Linked DNA regions of Homo sapiens: region 2 is linked to region 1. A link is a loop called in an ENCODE intact Hi-C map of the cell type or tissue named here. Cell type or tissue: K562. All regions are shown on one strand.

Region 1 (5,000 bases):
AGAAACTCCATCTCAATAAATAAATAAATTGGAAAGGAAATGAACACCAGCTGTAAGAAAACAAACCCTAAGGTCAAGATTACAAACTGTAGTGGCCAGGGGCGGTGGCTCATGCCTGTAATCCCAACACTTTGGGAAGCTGAGGCGGGCAGATCACCTGAGGTCAGGAGTTGGGAGACCAGCCTGACCAACATGGAGAAACCCCATCTTTACTAAAAATACAAAAATTAGCCGGGTGTTGTGGCACACGCCTGTGATCCCAGCTGCTCAGGAAGCTGAGGCAGGAGAATTGCTTGAACCCAGGAGGTGGAGGTTGCGGTGAGCTGAGATCACGCCACTGCACTCTAGCCTGGGCAACAAGGTTGAAACTCTATCTTAAAAAAAAAAAAAAAAAAAAAAAAAAGGAATACAATCTCTAACAGATTAAATTGTTAAATTAGTCTTGTATAGAAAACTTTATAATCCTCAGACCAGGCTTGGTGGCTCACTCCTGTAATCCCAGCACTTTGGGAGGCTGAGACGGGCAGATCATGAGGTCAGGAGTTCGAGACCAGCCTGGCCAACATGGTGAAATCCCGTCTCTACTAAAAATACAAAAATTAGTCAGGCATGGTCATGGGCACCTGTAATCCCAGCTACTCCTTGAATCTGGGAGGTGAAGGTTGCAGTGAGCTGAGATCATGCTTTTGCACTCCAGCCTGGGCGACAAGAGCAAAAAACTCCATCTCAAAAAAAAATAAAAAGAAAAGAAAACATAATCCTGTTAATTTCCTTTGTTTTCTGTGTATGTGAGCAAGAACTTAGCTTTTAACTTGAGTACACTGATTCCATTTTCTCTAGTGCTCATGTCTCCAGACAAGAAAATGACTGCCCTCTTGGGTTTTAGACTTTCATGGGGCCTGCAGCCCTTTTATTTTGGCCAATTTCTCCCATTTGGAATGGGAACAATTAACGAATGCCTGTACCCCCATTGCATCTTGGAAATAACTAACTTGCTTTGTATTTTACAGGCTCCTAGGCAGAAGGGACTTGCCTTGTCTCTGATGAGACTTTGGAGTCACACTTTTGGGCTAATACTAGAATGAGGTAAGACTTTGGGGGACTGTTTCCTTTCCATGTTTTTTTTTTTTTTCCTCAAGATGTCGCCCAGGGTAGAGTGCAGTGGCGGGATCTCGGCTCACTGCAACCTCCACCTTCCGGGTTCAAGCAATTCTCCTGCCTCAGCCTCCTAAGTAGTTGGGATTACAGGGGCATGCTACCACGTTTGGCTAATTTTTATATTTTTAGTAGAGACGGGGTTTCACCATATTGGTCAAGCTTGTCTTGAACTCCTGACCTCAGGTGATCCACCCAGCTTGGCCTCCCAAAGTGCTGGGATTACAGGCATGAGCCACCATACTTGGCCTCCTTTCCAATTTAAAAGAGTATATTTAACATTCCATCTTAGACATTGTGATAGCTGTGAAGTCTTTGTGTGAGAAAGGTTTATTCAAGTGAAAAGCCATTCCCAGCTTTTCACTTGAATAAACTCTTTAAAACTGGATTTTAAGCCTTTCAATTATTTCAGGTTGACATAACTAAATAGAACAAGATTATATACTCTTAGAATGCATTCAGACTGTGAACTATAAAATTACTCCATTCTTGTTAAAGCTTTACTTTTGGGGAATTCACATCAATGGGTATCAGAGCTAGGCACAGTGATGTGGTTAAAAGAAAGGCGCCTCGGCTGGGCACAGTGGCTCATGACTGTAATCCCAGTACTTTGGGAGGCCGAGGTGGGCAGATCACCTGGGGTCAGAAGTTTGAGACCAGCCTGGCCAATGTAGTGAAACCCTGTCTCTACTAAAAATACAAAAATTAGTCAGGCATGGTGGTGGGAGCCTATAATACCAGCTACTCGAGAGGCTGAGGCAGGAGAATCGCTTAAACCTGGGGTGTGGGGCAGAGGTTGCAGTGAGCTGAGATCGAGCCATTGCACTCCAGTCTGGGTGACAGAGGGAGACTCTGTCCCAAAAAAAAAAAAAAACAAAAACAGAAAAAAGAAAATAAAAAAAAAGAAAGGTGCCTCACCACAGATGGTGTTGCAGACTATGTCTTTGATAACATAGTTTATGGAAATATTTACAGAGTGAAAATTACGCAAATGGGTAAAGGTACAATGTTCCTAGCTCCCTGGACTCCCCACATGACTGTGAGAGAGGAGACAGGGGCTGGTTAGGCAGATAAGAGGCGGAGGACCTCAGAAGAAAGATAATGCCTACAGGAATGCACCCGCAACCACCCCTGTTATACAGCTAGCAGATGGAAATGTGGTTAAGAACTTCCTCTTTTACTAGAATTTTTGCTCAAAAGGATGTTTGTCCCGACTTAGACACAGGCACAATAAATCAACTAAATGTCCTTAACCTGACCCAAGCTCATTATAATATCATTAATATGACATCTGCAGTGCAGTTTTACCCCCCCTCAGTGGGCTTTTCTGTGGTGCTTATGGCTAATAACTAACATGGAGTAACTATAGAGAAGAACGCACCTGCGCACTAACAACTGGGACCAGGAAGCAGCCAGGAAGCAGAGGTTTGTGTACGATGCAAATGAGAAAAACACCCCTAGAAAGGAAGGATACAAGCCCCTGGGAAGGCTGGGCATGGTGGCTCACACCTGTAATTCCAGCACTTTGTGAGGCTGAGGCAGGCAGATTGCTTGAGGTCGGGAGTTCGAGACCAGCCTGGCCAACATGGTGAAATCCCGTCTCTATCAAAAATACAAAAATTAGCCAGGCGTGGTGGTGCATGTCTGTAATCACAGCTACTTGGGAGGCTGAGGCAGGATAATCGCTTGAACCTGGGAGACGGAGGTTGCAATGAGCCGAGATCGTGACATTGCACTCCAGCCTGGGCAACAGAGCAAGACTCCATCTCAAAAAACAAAACAAAACAAAACAAAACACCCTGGGGCTGACCTTGTTGGTGGCAACCCACTTTCAGGACCCCTGTCTTTACTGAGAACTTTCTGTTGCTTAATAAAACTCTACTCTGTGCCAGGCATGGTGGCTCATGCCTGTAATCCCAGCAATTTGGGAGGCCAAGGCAGGTGGATCACCTGAAGTCAGTAGTTCGAGACCAGCCTGGCCAACATGGTGAAACCCTCTCTGTACTAAAAACACAAAAATTAGCTGGGCATGGTGGCAGGTGCCTGTAATCCCAGCTACTCAGAAGGCTGAAGCAGGAGAATCGTTTGAACTCGGGAAGCAGAGGTTGCAGTGAGCCGAGATCGTGTCATTGCACTCCAGCCTGGGTGACAAGAGTGAAACTGTCTCAAAAAACAAAAAAACAAAAAAACAAAAAAACTCTACTCTGCCTTACCTACCCTCCTGTGTCCAATAAGGAAACTGTGACAATTGTATCAGTACCAAACATAAGGCCCAAGTGGAGTGATGAGTCCAGCAGGAGAACACTGCTTTTCCCCCTTGTATTAGTCCATTCTCACACTGCTATGAATATACTACCTGAGACTGGGTAATTTATAAAGAAAGGAGGTTTAATTGACTTATAGTTCTGCATGTCTGGAAGGGTTTGGGAAATGTACAATCATGGCGGAAGGTGAAGGGGAAGCAAGGCACCTCTTACATGGTGTCAGGAAAGAGAGCGAGTGCAGGGGAAACTGCCACATTTTTTGTTTGTTTGTTTTGTTTGAGATGGAGTCTCGCTCTGTCACCCAGGCTGGAGTGCAGTGGTGCTATCTTGGTTCACTGCAACCTCCGCCCCCTAGGTTCAAAGGATTCTCCTGCCTCAGCTTCCCGAGTAGCTGGGACTACAGGCACGTGCCACCGTGCCCAGCTAATTTTTTGTATTTTTAGTAGAGACGGTGTTTCACCTTGTTAGCCAGGATGGTCTCGATCTCCTGATCTTGTGATCTGCCCACCTTAGCCTCCCAAAGTGCTGGGATTACAGGTGTGAGCCACTGCGCCTGGCCGAAACTGCCACTTTTAAAGCATCAGATCTCATGAGAATTCTCTATCATAAGAACGGCATGGGGGAAACCGTCCCCACAATCCAATCACCTCCCACCGGATCCCTCTCTTGACACGTGGGGATTACAATTTCAGAAGAGATTTGAGTGGGGACACAGAGGCAAACCATATCACCCCTCCAGATTTCGGAGAGATTTTGCATATTTATGGTCCCTCCCTGGAGGGAATAGACTTAGGTTATCTATCTGCCTGTTTACTATATGCTTGTTATCAGTCTCCCGTCTGCAGTGTGTTGATGGGAAACGTTGACATGACTTGATGCTCATCAGTCTAGTAGCCAGCACAAACAAACTCAGCATATTCCTGGCCATTTACTTGAAGGGATCAAAGGCTAGTCTCCAAGATGCTTACATCAGAAGTAGGCTCTGTATCTGAGGTCCGTTTCTGCTTAGATTATTTCAAATATTTTACTAAAGTGAGACTTTGCTTCGATATTTGTTTCCATCATATGAGTTCAAGTTTGAGTCATTCCAAAATTTTTTTCTTTTTTAATGAAGTCAACTTTATGGATGTAAAAATTACATAAAGCAAAAGGCACATATTTTAAGTGTACAATGAGTTTGGAGAAGTATAGACATTGTCATACCAAAGATGAACTTCCATCACCATCCCCACATTCCCTTATGCCCTTTGCAATCATCCCCCAACCACTGATCACCAACCCCATAAAACTCATCTTCTTTCAATTAAAATGTATTAGTTGCCTTGTTTTAGAATTTATTCTAAGTGGGATTATGCAGTACTGTATTTTAAAATTATTGTTCTTTTCTTCAGCATAACTTCTTTTCTTTTTTTTTTAAGAGTTGGGATCTCTGTCATCCAGAGCACAGTGGTGCAATCATAGCTCACTGCAGTCTCCAACTCTGGGGCTCAAGCGATTCTCCCTCAACCTCCCATGTAGCTGGGATTACAGGCACTCCCCACTGTGCCTGGCTTCTTTTTTACTTTTTGGTATCAAAAATAC
Region 2 (5,000 bases), 140 kb before region 1:
CCTGTAATCCCAGCACTTTAGGAGGCCGAGGCCGGTGGATCACAAGGTGAGGAGGTTGAGACCAGCCTGGCCAATATGGTGAAACCCCATCTCTACTAAAAATACAAAAATTAGCCAGGCATGGTGGCAGGCACCTGTAGTCCCAGCTACTCGGGAGGCTGAGACAGAAGAATTGCTTGAACCCGGGAGGCAGAGGTTTCAGTGAGCTGAGATCACACCCCCGCACTCCAGCCTGGGTGACAGAGCGAGACTCTGTCTCAATTTAAAAAAAAAAAAAAAAAGACTACTCCATAGGCAGAGCAGTGGCATGGGTTGGTCAAATGGGAATACTTACAGTTATTTCTCAATTATATGCTAAACAAGGGGTAGATTATTCATGAGTTTTCTGGGAATTCCTGAAACTGAGGGTTCCTTCCCCTTTTAGACCATATAGGGTAATTCCTTGGCGTTGCCATGGCATTTGTAAACTGTCACGGTGTTGGTGGAGTGTCTTTTAGCATGCTAATGTGTTATAATTAGCGTATAATGAGTGATGAGGGTGACCAGAGGCCACTTTCGTGGTCCTCTTGTTTCTGGTGGGGTTTTGGCCAGCTTCTTTAACGCATGCTGCTTTTTGTTTTTGTTTTTTTTTTTTTCTTTTTTTGGAGACCAAGTCTCGCTCTCGCCCAGGCTGGAGTGCTGTGGCGCGATCTCGGCTCACTGCAGGCTCTGCCCCTCTGGGTTCACGCCATTCTCCTGCCTCAGCCTCCCGAGTAGCTGGGACTACAGGCGCCCGCCACCTCGCCCGGCTAATATTTTGTATTTTTAGTAGAGACGGGGTTTCACCGTGTTAGCCAGGATGGTCTCGATCCTCTGACGTCGTGATCCGCCCGCCTCGGCCTCCAGAAGTGCTGGGATTACAGGTGTGAGCCACCGCGCCTGGCCCTAGTGCATGCTGTTTTAACAGCCAGGTCTTTGTGACCTGTATCTTGTGCTGACCTATCTCATCCTGTGACTAAGAGTGCCTTAACCTCCTGGGAATGCAGCCCAGTAGGTCTCAGTCTCATTTTACCCAGCCCCTGTTCAAGATGGGGTTGCTCTGTTTCATACATCTCTGACACAGACACAGAATTTCATCAGATTTAAAATTTTGCCTCACTTTATTGACAATAAAAAACCAGTGATGGGGAAGGCACACGCCATTCTCTGTTGGAAGTGTGGAGTGGTGAAGCCTTGAGAGCAATCTGTCAGGATTCTACACCGATAACTGCCCTGAAAAGCCTGGAAGAAAATATACCCAACTGGTAAGAGTAGTTGCCTCCTCAGCAGAAATGTTCCCAGACCAAACTGAGGGTCGGGCTGCTTATTCCAGTGGCCCAATAACAACATGCAGATGAACTGGGAAAGGAGGGAATTTTTATTTGGGTAACTGGTTACAGGGAGAAGACCTGGAAAATATCACCAGACTAACTCAAAATTAGAAAGTTTTCCAGTGCTTATATACCTTCTAACCTATATGTCTACATGTAAGTCTACATTCATCTGAAGACATAAGTGATTAACTTTTTTTCTTTTTTCTTTTTTTTTTTTTTGAGACAGAGTCTTGCTCTGTCACCCAGGCTGGAGTACAGGAGCGCTATCTTGGCTCACTGCAACCTCTGCCTCCTAGGTTCAAGTGATTTTCCTGCCTCAGCCACCCAAGCAGCTGTGATTACAGGCACGTGCCACCATGCCCGGCTAATTTTTGCATTTTTAGTAGAGACAGGGTTTCACCATGTTGGCCAGGCTGGTCTCCAACTCCTGAACTCAGGTAATGCACCCACCTCAGCCTCCCAAAGTGCTGGGATTACAGGCTTGAGCCACCGCACCCAGCTAACTTCTTTTAATCTATAACTAAGGTCTCAATCCTGAAGACCTTCCTCTATAAATTTACTTAATCTAAATGGCTCCAGGTGCTGGGGTGATTACCCTTATCTTGTCTCCTGCTAAATCATGGAGGTTTGGGGAATTCCTTCAGACCTGATGGGACAAGAGTACCACCATCTTAACAAGACTCCACCACCTTAAACTATCAAGTTTCCATTTCTCAGAACTGTCCATTGCCACCTGACCAAACTGCAAAAGTCAGCCCCACCTATATCTTCAACAGAGCATAACAACCCTAAGCAAGCTTATCAAAGTCCCCAGCAGTCCCAACCAGCCAGCACTCCCCTAACCCCTCCCCCATAGGAACCACACCCAGAGCACACTGCCCCCACTGGGCCCTTTTTAAATGCCTCAGGCTGTAAGAGAAGTTTGCTCCTGATCCTGCCAGCCAGAAGCCCTTCTCAGGTTTACTCTCAATAAACCAGTCTCAAGTGTTTGAGCCACTCTCTTGTTTCGTCTTCCTTCTCTTCTCTCCCACTGCTCTAACAGGACCCCCAATAAACTTCTTCATTGGAGGCCTGGGGAGTTTTTTCAGACCCCCAATGAAACTTGTTTAATCCTAAACAGGTCCCATTAAGAATTCCTTCGTTATCTTGTCATGCTTTATAAGGCCCAGGAAAAGCCTAGGCAAAACTCTTGGTGGACTTTTGTTACATTCCAGCCTTTGAATAAGGGCACTGGCTCTCTCAGCTTTTAACCACTCAGTCAGTGCTGAGACAGTTATGGAGGCCTATGTTAATGAGACCTGGCCTGCCATGGAAAGTCTGAGTTGGGAGTGACTGGTGCTAAAATGAGACTTTTGATTTTTTTTTAAGTGCTATATTTATAAAATAATTTTCTATTGGGAATATGTTCACATATTGTGATTTTTTTGAGAAGAGGCTGCTGGGTGCGGTGGCTCACGCCTGTAATCCTAGCACTTTGGGAGGCTGAGGTGGGCGGATCACAAGGTCAGGAGATCCTGGCTAACACGGTGAAATCCCGTCTCTACTAAAAATGCAAAGAAATTAGCTGGGCATGGTGGCAGGCACCTGTAGTCCCAGCTATTTGGGAGGCTGAGGCAGGAGAATGGCATGAACCTGGGAGGTGGAGCTTGAAGTGAGCTGAGATCGTGCCACTGCACTCCAGCCTGGGCAACAGAGCGAGACTCTGTCTCAAAACAAAAAAAAAAAAAAAAGAGAGAGAGGCCAAGCACATCTGTCATCCCAGAAAATTAAGAGTCCGAGGCAGGTGGATTGCTTGAGCTCAGGAGTTCAAGATCAGCCTGGCCAACATGGTGAAACCGCATCTCTACAAAAAATATAAAAATTAGCTGGGCACGGTGGTGCGCACCTGTAATTCCAGCTACTTGGCGGGTGAAAGGTTTCCTTGAGCCTGGGAGGTCAAAGCTACAGTGAGCCAAGATTGTACCACTGCACTCCAGCCGGGGCAACAGAGTGAGACACCCTGTCTCAAAAACAAATAAATAAAATATATATATATATTTAATTTATATATATCTTTATATTATATAAAAATATAACATTACATATATTATATATCAACAGAAGATGGCAAATCACTCAGAAGTAGTCCTGGAGATAAATATATATATCATTTATTTTTATATATAAAAATAAATAACAGATATATATCTTTATTATATATAATATATAAAAATCCCAACATATATAATATATATATGTGTTATCTATTATATATTATATAAAAATCCCAACATATAGAATAATAATATAATATATAATATATATTTATATATAATATATTTATAATATATAATATATATTTATATATAATATATTTATAATATATAATATATATTTATATATAATATATTTATAATATATAATATATATTTATATATAATATATTTATAATATATAATATATATTTATATATAATATATTTATAATATATAATATATATTTATATATAATATATTTATAATATATAATATATATTTATATATAATATATTTATAATATATAATATATATTTATATATAATATATTTATAATATATAATATATATTTATATATAATATATTTATAATATATAATATATATTTATATATAATATATTTATAATATATAATATATATTTATATATAATATATTTATAATATATAATATATATTTATATATAATATATTTATAATATATAATATATATTTATATATAATATATTTATAATATATATTTATATATAATATATTTATAATATATATTTATAATATATAATATATTTATAATATATATTTATAATATATAATATATTTATAATATATATTTATAATATATAATATATTTATAATATATATTTATAATATATAATATATTTATAATATATATTTATAATATATAATATATTTATAATATATATTTATAATATATAATATATTTATAATATATATTTATAATATATAATATATTTATAATATATATTTATAATATATATTTATAATATATTTATAATATATATTTATAATATATATTTATAATATATATTTATAATATATATTTATAATATATATTTATAATATATATTATAAATATATATTTATAATATATATTTATAATATATAATATATTTATAATATATATTTATAATATATATTTATAATATATAATATATTTATAATATATATTTATAATATATATTTATAATATATATTTATAATATATAATATATTTATAATATATATTTATAATATATAATATATTTATAATATATATTTATAATATATAATATATTTATAATATATATTTATAATATATAATATATTTATAATGTAATATATATTTATAATATATATATAATATATATAATATATATTATATATAATTATATATATATAAATTATATATATATAAAATAGATAATATATATTATATATATAATTCAATGATATATATCTTTATATATTATGTATAGTTATATATCTTCTATTTTTATAAATAAAATAAGAGATATATAATTATATATTTTATTTATTTTTATTATATATAAAATACATAAGTGATATATAATAAGTGCTATGTAAAATAAATGATATATGTTATATAATATATATCTTTTATTTATTTTTATTATAT

What was found. A loop is a pair of places that touch in the nucleus more often than their neighbours do. Peaks named below come from ENCODE experiments on the same cell type or tissue, not always from the same donor. Only the 100,000 strongest peaks of a DNase experiment are listed, where the experiment ranks them.
Region 2: a loop joins it to region 1, with 8 times the contacts of the local background. A loop is called at or near these places in 6 of 110 quality-filtered maps.

Annotation. Positions count from the first base shown.
Region 1 is chr16:10,359,767-10,364,766 of GRCh38, reverse strand. No RefSeq gene overlaps it. Among named protein-coding and RNA genes, the nearest start is that of ATF7IP2, 24 kb to the left of the region's middle. In K562, no CTCF peak of the experiment used is centred here; a DNase peak (open chromatin) is centred at 2,226.
Region 2 is chr16:10,498,408-10,503,407 of GRCh38, reverse strand. No RefSeq gene overlaps it. Among named protein-coding and RNA genes, the nearest start is that of LINC01290, 27 kb to the left of the region's middle. In K562, a CTCF peak has its summit at 2,228; a DNase peak (open chromatin) is centred at 2,187.